Linked DNA regions of Homo sapiens: region 1 is linked to region 2. A link is a contact called in ENCODE Hi-C data. All regions are on one chromosome and are shown on one strand. Each heading gives the region's core, a stretch centred on a gene start or an enhancer-like site at or near the end of the contact. The rest is flanking DNA. Distances are from core to core; before and after follow the strand shown.

Region 1 (3,255 bases), core at 620-3,119, 99 kb after region 2:
GATGAGCTTGATGTATCCCCCAAACTCCCACCTATCTATCCGCTTTCCACCTTAGTTGTTGGGCTCCCATGAGGTCCTAGAACACACCAGGTGCTCTTCTGGCCTGTGCCTTTGTACCTGTTCTTGTCCTGCATCTTTGTATTGCAAGCCCTTCTCCTCCTCCAGTGTGTCAGCATGAACATTATCCCCTCTCAAAGGCTTTCTCTGACCCTGCTCTCTAAAGCAGGGCCCTTTTGACCCATAGTCTCAAGCACTCTGTTGTGAGGTGGTCCTTATTTGGGTTAGTTTGTGTACCTGCTTATTGGCTGTGTCTCTCTAGAGGGTAAGCTTACTGCAGGCAGGATCTGCCACATTTAGGGCTGCTGTATTTGGTGCCTAGCACAGTGCCTGGCACATAGCTGGTGCTCGGTAATCATCTGTTGATGAGATGAATGACCGAGACAGGATACAGACCAAATGCTGGCTCATGAGGCCCTGGAGAGAGGCAGAGCCTCCTGGAGGCCTGGGTTCTGGACCCCACCACCCACTTATTTTAGCTGCCTTCTTCCTGACTCAGATTTAGTTTCTCTAACAGGAAGAGTTCAGATGCTTGTGTCAGAACGTGTGTTGTGACTTTGTGATTTTGGCATGTTACATGCAGGTTAAGAAAGCTGGACCCTGAGGAGGAAGATGATTCCTTTAATAACTATGAAGTCCAGTCAGAAGCCAAACTGGAAAGCTTCCCAAGCATTGGGCCTCAAAGGCTGTCATTTGACTCAGCCACATTCATGGAATCTGGTAGGAATCGAGCAGTGTGACCATTCACTTTGGGAATTCTTCTTCCCACTATCCTATAACCTGCTTATGTTTTGTTCTGGGAGAATGGTTCTGGGGTGTTTTTTAGTGTGGCCAAGAGTCTGCCTGGATTAGTCTTGGACCTAAGCCCTGTGGTCAGCTTGGAGGTCTTCTGAAATGTCCAGGCTCATACTTGCTATGCTTTCTTATGGCCAAATTCAGAGACTTCGCTTTGCAAATTGAATCTATATAAGCACACCTGTTGAGTGTGTATCAGTGTATAACTGTTGAGTGAGATTAGTGCACATGGCAGCACTTGGAGGTCTGCCCTTTTGATGTCCACCTTAGATACGGAGATTCAGAGAGGCTCAATCATAGCTGCTGAGGGTTGGAGCCAGGCATTGAACCCAGTAGCCTGATCTCAGCACCACAACGTGGTATCATGTCCACCTGGATCAGATGGTAGAGGGAGGGAACAGTCTTTACTGTCCCAAAGTAAATAGGAGACCCTGGCATGGAAGGTACTCTTTATTCAAGTCAGGTTGTTCTTGCTCCCCGGGCAGAAAAGCAGGACGTGCATGAGTTCCTGCTGGAGAACCTAACCAACGGGGGCATCCTGGAGCTGATGATGCGCTACCTGAAAGCCATGGGCCACAAGTTCTTGGTAAGGTGGCCTCCAGGCTTGGCGGAGGTCGTGCTCAGCGTCTACCACAGCTGGAGGAGGCACAGCACCAGCCTGCCCAACCCGCTGCTGAGGGACTGCAGCAACAAGCACATCAAGGTTAGGGGGAGCCTCTCAAGGGCTGGTATTGAACTGGGACCAGGGCATGGGGACAGGGATCTTGCATGGGTGTGGGGCTGCTGTTGTGTTTGGCTGCATCTACTTGTGGGCCTGGAACCTGGTTTTTTTGTGGGTGTCGAAGCAGGAAGTCACTGAACCTAGTTTGTGCCTAGAAAGCTCCCTGATGGCTGAGTGGAGGATACACTTAGGGGTGAGAGTGGGCTCACGGGGCTATCAGGAGGCTGCTGCCATGCCAGGGGAGCAGTGGCTGAGATCCAGTGGTAATAGTGGGGTGCTGGTTTGTGGTTGCAGAGCTGATAGGTTGAACTAGACATGGGATGTGTGAGGGAATGAGAGTCATGGGGAGGGCTTCTCGGGTTGTTTACTGAGTCACAGGAAGCCTTGCCAGGAGAAGCTGGAGGAAAGGGAAACATTTGGTTTGTTTGAGTTGGCAAGGACTGTGACTGAGGCTTTTGTTGTTGTTGTTTGAGACAGGGTCTTGCTCTGTTGCCTAGGCTGGAGTGCAGTGGTGCAGTCACGGCTCACTGCAGCTTCAACCTCCTGGGCTCGGGTAGTCCTCCCACCTCAGCCTTCAAAGTAGCTGGAACCACAGCCGTACACCACCACACCCGGTTATAGTCCCAGCTACTCAGGAGGCTGAGGCAGGAGAATGGTGTGAACCCGGGAGGCGGAGCTTGCAGTGAGCCGAGATGGCGCCACCGCACTCCAGCCTAGGCGACAAGGCGAGACTCTTGTCTCAAAAAAAAAAAATTTGTTTTGTTTTGTAGAGATGGGGGTCTCCTTTTGTTACGATGTTAGGATGTGGTCTTGCCATGTTGCCATGTTGCCCAGACTGGTCTGGAACTCCTGGGCTCAAGTGATCCTGATGCCTTGGCATCCCAAAGCACTGGGATGACAGGCGGGAGCCACCATGCCTGGCCTATGACTATTTTTAACAGATGATAAAACAGCAGAAGCTAAATAGCGTGCTTAGAGAAGCTTTGGGGGCCACCAGCAGTAGGGGGCTGAGCCTCACTGAGCCTTGTCTTCCTGCTGCATTCCACACCCCAGCCTCCTCCACTTGGTGCCTCCTGGAGCTCAAGGGAACACAAGGTGCTCTGGCCCCTTACTCCTGTTGGAGGTGGGACACTGAATGCTGAAGCAGGAGCACCAGGAACATTCAGGGATGCCTGGTGGTCTTTCTGACTTGAGAGCACAGGAGGTAGAAGAGCTTGTAGGTCAGTCATCCCTTGGTGGGCACCCTCCACTGAGTTACCTCAGGGCAACCTCCTGGCAGCTTCTGCCCACCAGGCCATGCTCCCCTGGGGCAGTTGTGAAACAGCAGGAGGAACCAGGGCTTTGATCCCCAGGCAAAGCAGGCTGATGATCACCTTCCAGCTGTGCCCAATGGGCAAGTGCCTTCTCATCACTGAGCCTCAGCTTCCTCAAGTGCCCTGGGAATGGTATACCAGCTGCCCAGAACTTTTAAGGGTTGAGTTCTATAATTTGGATGCAGTGTCCGTCCCAGCACTTGGCAGGTGACAGGGCTGCCTCTTCAACAGGACAAGAACTCTGAAGACCGGTCTCCTGGCCTCTCCCAAGTCTTGTCCCAACATACATCCATGTGGCTCTTTTTATGTTCTGGCGAGTAGCCACTGATTATCACTTATGAAATGGCAAGTGGATAGAAAGAATTATAT
Region 2 (3,212 bases), core at 564-3,063:
AAAAATGTTCCCTTGTCTTCTCTTCTAATACCCTTCAGTCTGGGAGTGGAGAGGCCCTGCGGCTCAGAAAAGGCTGGAAGATGAGAGGTGGGGGGACATGTTCTGTCAGCCCCTGCTCATCCCGGTCACACCCCAAGCTGTACCTTCTCCCCAGATACCTCTCCTTTCTTTCTTTCCTTTTTTTTTGAGACGGAGTCTCCCTCTGTCGCCCAGGCTGGAGTGGGCTCCCTCTGTCACCCAGGCTGGAGTGCAGTGGTGCTATCTCTGCTCATTGCAAGCTCCGCCTCCTGGGTTCACGCCATTCTCCTGCCTCAGCCTCCCCAGTAGCTGGGACTACAGGCGGCCGCCACCACGCCCTGCTAATGTTTTGTATTTTTAGTAGAGACAGGGTTTCACCGTGTTACCCAGGATGGTCTCGATCTCCTGACCTCGTGATCCGCCCACCTCGGCCTCCCAAAGTGCTGGGATTACAGGCGTAAACCACCGCGCCCGGCCTTTTTGAGACGGAGTCTAGCTCTGTCGCCCAGGCTGGAGTGCAGTGGCGCGATCTCAGCACACTGCAAGCTCCGCTTCCTGGGTTCACACCATTCTCCTGCCTCAGCCTCCAGAGTAGCTGGGACTACAGACGCCCGCCACCACGCCCGGTTAATTTTTTTTCCATTTTTAGTAGAGACGGTGTTTCACGGTGTTAGCCAGGATGGTCTCGGTCTCCTGACCTCGTGATCCGCCCGCCTTGGCCTCCCGAAGTGCCGGGATGACAGGCGTGAGCCACCGCGCCCGGCCAGATCCCTCGCCTTTCCCCTCCCTCGCTGCCCCATGGGGTATGGGAGGGCCACTGGGGCCCGGGGCCAGTGGGGAGAGCCAAGGTCACATGGGCTCCGGATGCGGTGAGGGGTGAGGGAAGGAGGGCACCTTTCGGTCAAGATGAAATCACCATCCTTGAGCGTCGGCAGTTTCCCCAGGCTGTTGATCTGCAAGAACTCCTTGCTCTTGTGCTGCCCTGAAGAGGAAGAAGTCAGAAAAGGTCTTCAGAATAAAAACGCTGCACCTCTACACCCTCCCTCCTCCTCCCCAAGCGGAGCCCCACAGCCCTGAGAAACAGCAAGGTCTGGGACTAGAGGCCTGGATCAGCCTCACTCCCTGGCTGGGCCTCCCTGCCCTGCCACATTCCGGGGCAGCTGGGGGGCTTTGGTGGGTGGGGCCAGGTGCAGCAGGTGGATAAAGAGAAGTTTTCTAGCCGGACTCTGGTGGGCCAGGGGAGGGGAGGCAAACTGGGGTGGCTCATCTCTTCCCATCTCTTAATTCTCACAACAGCATGTCCTTCTTCCCAAGGTCTTCTGGGCTTTGTGAATTTATATGCGTGCATTCCACGCAAGAACTCTGTCAACTCCATTCAGTATTTTCTTTCCATCCCTACAGAGCAGAAGGTAACATTATCCTCCTTTTCAGAAGGCAAGCTAAGGTTCAGAGAGGCTGTGATCCCTCCAAGGCCACTCAGTCCACAGCATTCTCTGGTGGCAGACGCTGCAGGAGGAGGTGAGGGGGCTGTGCGGGCGGCGAGACGCTCAGGGCAGAGCAGGGCGGGGGCCTGGGGGTGCACTGGGTTTGTGGACACGCGGGGAAACGGGCTGGGCCCACCTTTGACCAAATCCACGGTGCGCAGCTCTAAGGGGATGCCATTCTTCTTGGCGAAGATGTAGACGGCGCGGCTGGGCTGGGACACCAGGTCAAGAAACAGCTCTAGGCCCATGGCGGGGGCGGCAAGGACAGCGGGGATGGCAGTGAAGGCGCTGAGCGCGGTGTGGGCAGCAGCTGTGGCAGGATCCCGGCGCGCCGGGAAATAGGGGATCAGGCCCCACCCCCTGGGGACAGCACCCAATTGGAGCGCACCACCCCCGGACCCGCCTCGCCCCTTCGGTTCCTGTCCAGTCCTGCCGGCCAAGACTCCACCACCAGATCCGTGCGTCCCTACAGGGAGGGCGGTCGCTATGAACGCACAGCTGGGAGGGTGGAGTTGGAGCTGGGGACCCTCGACTGGCAGGGAGGACGCGGATGCAGGGGGCCGACTGCAAGGGGAAGGGGAACCGGCTGGACAGGGAGAAGCAGGTCTGCTTTTCGGGATCCCGGTGCCAGGGACCCTGCCCAGTTCCAGGCGTCGCCCTGACCCAGAAACGACTGGGCGCCGCCGTCCTGGAAAGGCCCCAGCGCACGGACATCTGAGGGTTCGTTCAGAGCTCTGTTTCTCGGCGCTGCATGGTGGCGGAAGGGAGGGAGCGAATGGGATCCCCTAAAAGGGATCTTAGAGTTTCACCCAGTGGGATGTGACACTTGCAGGTGTCCCAAACTGGTGGGAACCTTGACTGGAAGGCTGGGGTTAAGGATGAACTTTCTGCCGTCCAGACTGTCCCCTGCAGAGCAGCTGCTGCCAGACAGCGGGAGCTGCCAGACAGCGGGAGCTCCCACTTCGTGCACAGGATGGGGGCAGGGAGCCCGCAGCCGCGGGAGGCAGGAATGACTGTCCGGGAACCTCCTTTCTTCTCCCTGAATCCCAGCCCTGGCATCTCACCAGGGGGCACAGTGATGGTCCAGGGCTGGGCCCGGGACTCTAGCTGAATCTTTCAGAGTATCCCATCCCTCTGGCCAGTGGCCCAAGCGAGTGAACCAGAATGCTTCCTTGGGAGTTTTGAAACTGGAACTGGAGAGAGGAGCTCCCTATGGGGAGGTAAACGGGAGCTGGGGCCACCTGTAGTGACATTTCCTGAGTTCGAGGAGTAGACGAGACTGAGAGAGAAAAGCTGACTCAGAGAAAGGGAGTGATAACAGGGCATGCTGGCCCACACCTGCAATCCCAGTTACTCTCACGGGATCTGTTTCTCTGATGTCTGGGTATGAAAGGACTTTCTAAGCCTCAGAACAGTGGGAGAACTCAACAAAGAAAAAACCAATACATATACAAGGTTACTTTGTGGAGGAAAAAATGGATTAACCTTAAGCAAAAAACTGGGAAGGATCTCGGTAAAAGATACGTCAGAAGGAAGTAATGTCCTTTAAGATGTTCTTAGAAACCCATCAGACAGGTAGGGTGTGGTGGTTCACGCCTGTAATCCCTGTACTTTGGGAGGCAGAGATGGGCGGATCAGTTGAGGTCAGGAGTTTGAGACCAGCCTGGGCAACACGGTGAAGCCCCGTCTCTACTAAAAATACAAAAATTA

What was found. A loop is a pair of places that touch in the nucleus more often than their neighbours do. Pooled maps may share reads with other maps.
Region 1: a loop to region 2 is called in a map of CD8-positive, alpha-beta T cell, with 4 times the contacts of the local background. The contact joins the enhancer-like site here to the promoter of GSTT2B in region 2. A Hi-C loop is called at or near these places in 1 of 168 maps with a recorded cell type or tissue (CD8-positive, alpha-beta T cell) and 1 of 50 pooled maps.

Annotation. Positions count from the first base shown.
Region 1 is chr22:24,058,587-24,061,841 of GRCh38, forward strand. CABIN1 (calcineurin binding protein 1) reads left to right here. Exons shown (of 37, transcript NM_012295.4): 11 at 641-777; 12 at 1,338-1,555. Among named protein-coding and RNA genes, the nearest start is that of CABIN1, 49 kb to the left of the region's middle. Within about 2 kb of position 1,870, at least 7 of the 41 ENCODE cell types and tissues checked have a DNase peak (open chromatin) inside an H3K27ac peak, as active enhancers do.
Region 2 is chr22:23,959,382-23,962,593 of GRCh38, forward strand. GSTT2B (glutathione S-transferase theta 2B) reads right to left here and starts at 1,814. Exons shown (of 5, transcript NM_001080843.4): 1 at 1,639-1,814; 2 at 913-1,000. The coding sequence starts at 1,750. RefSeq lists an enhancer at 35-700.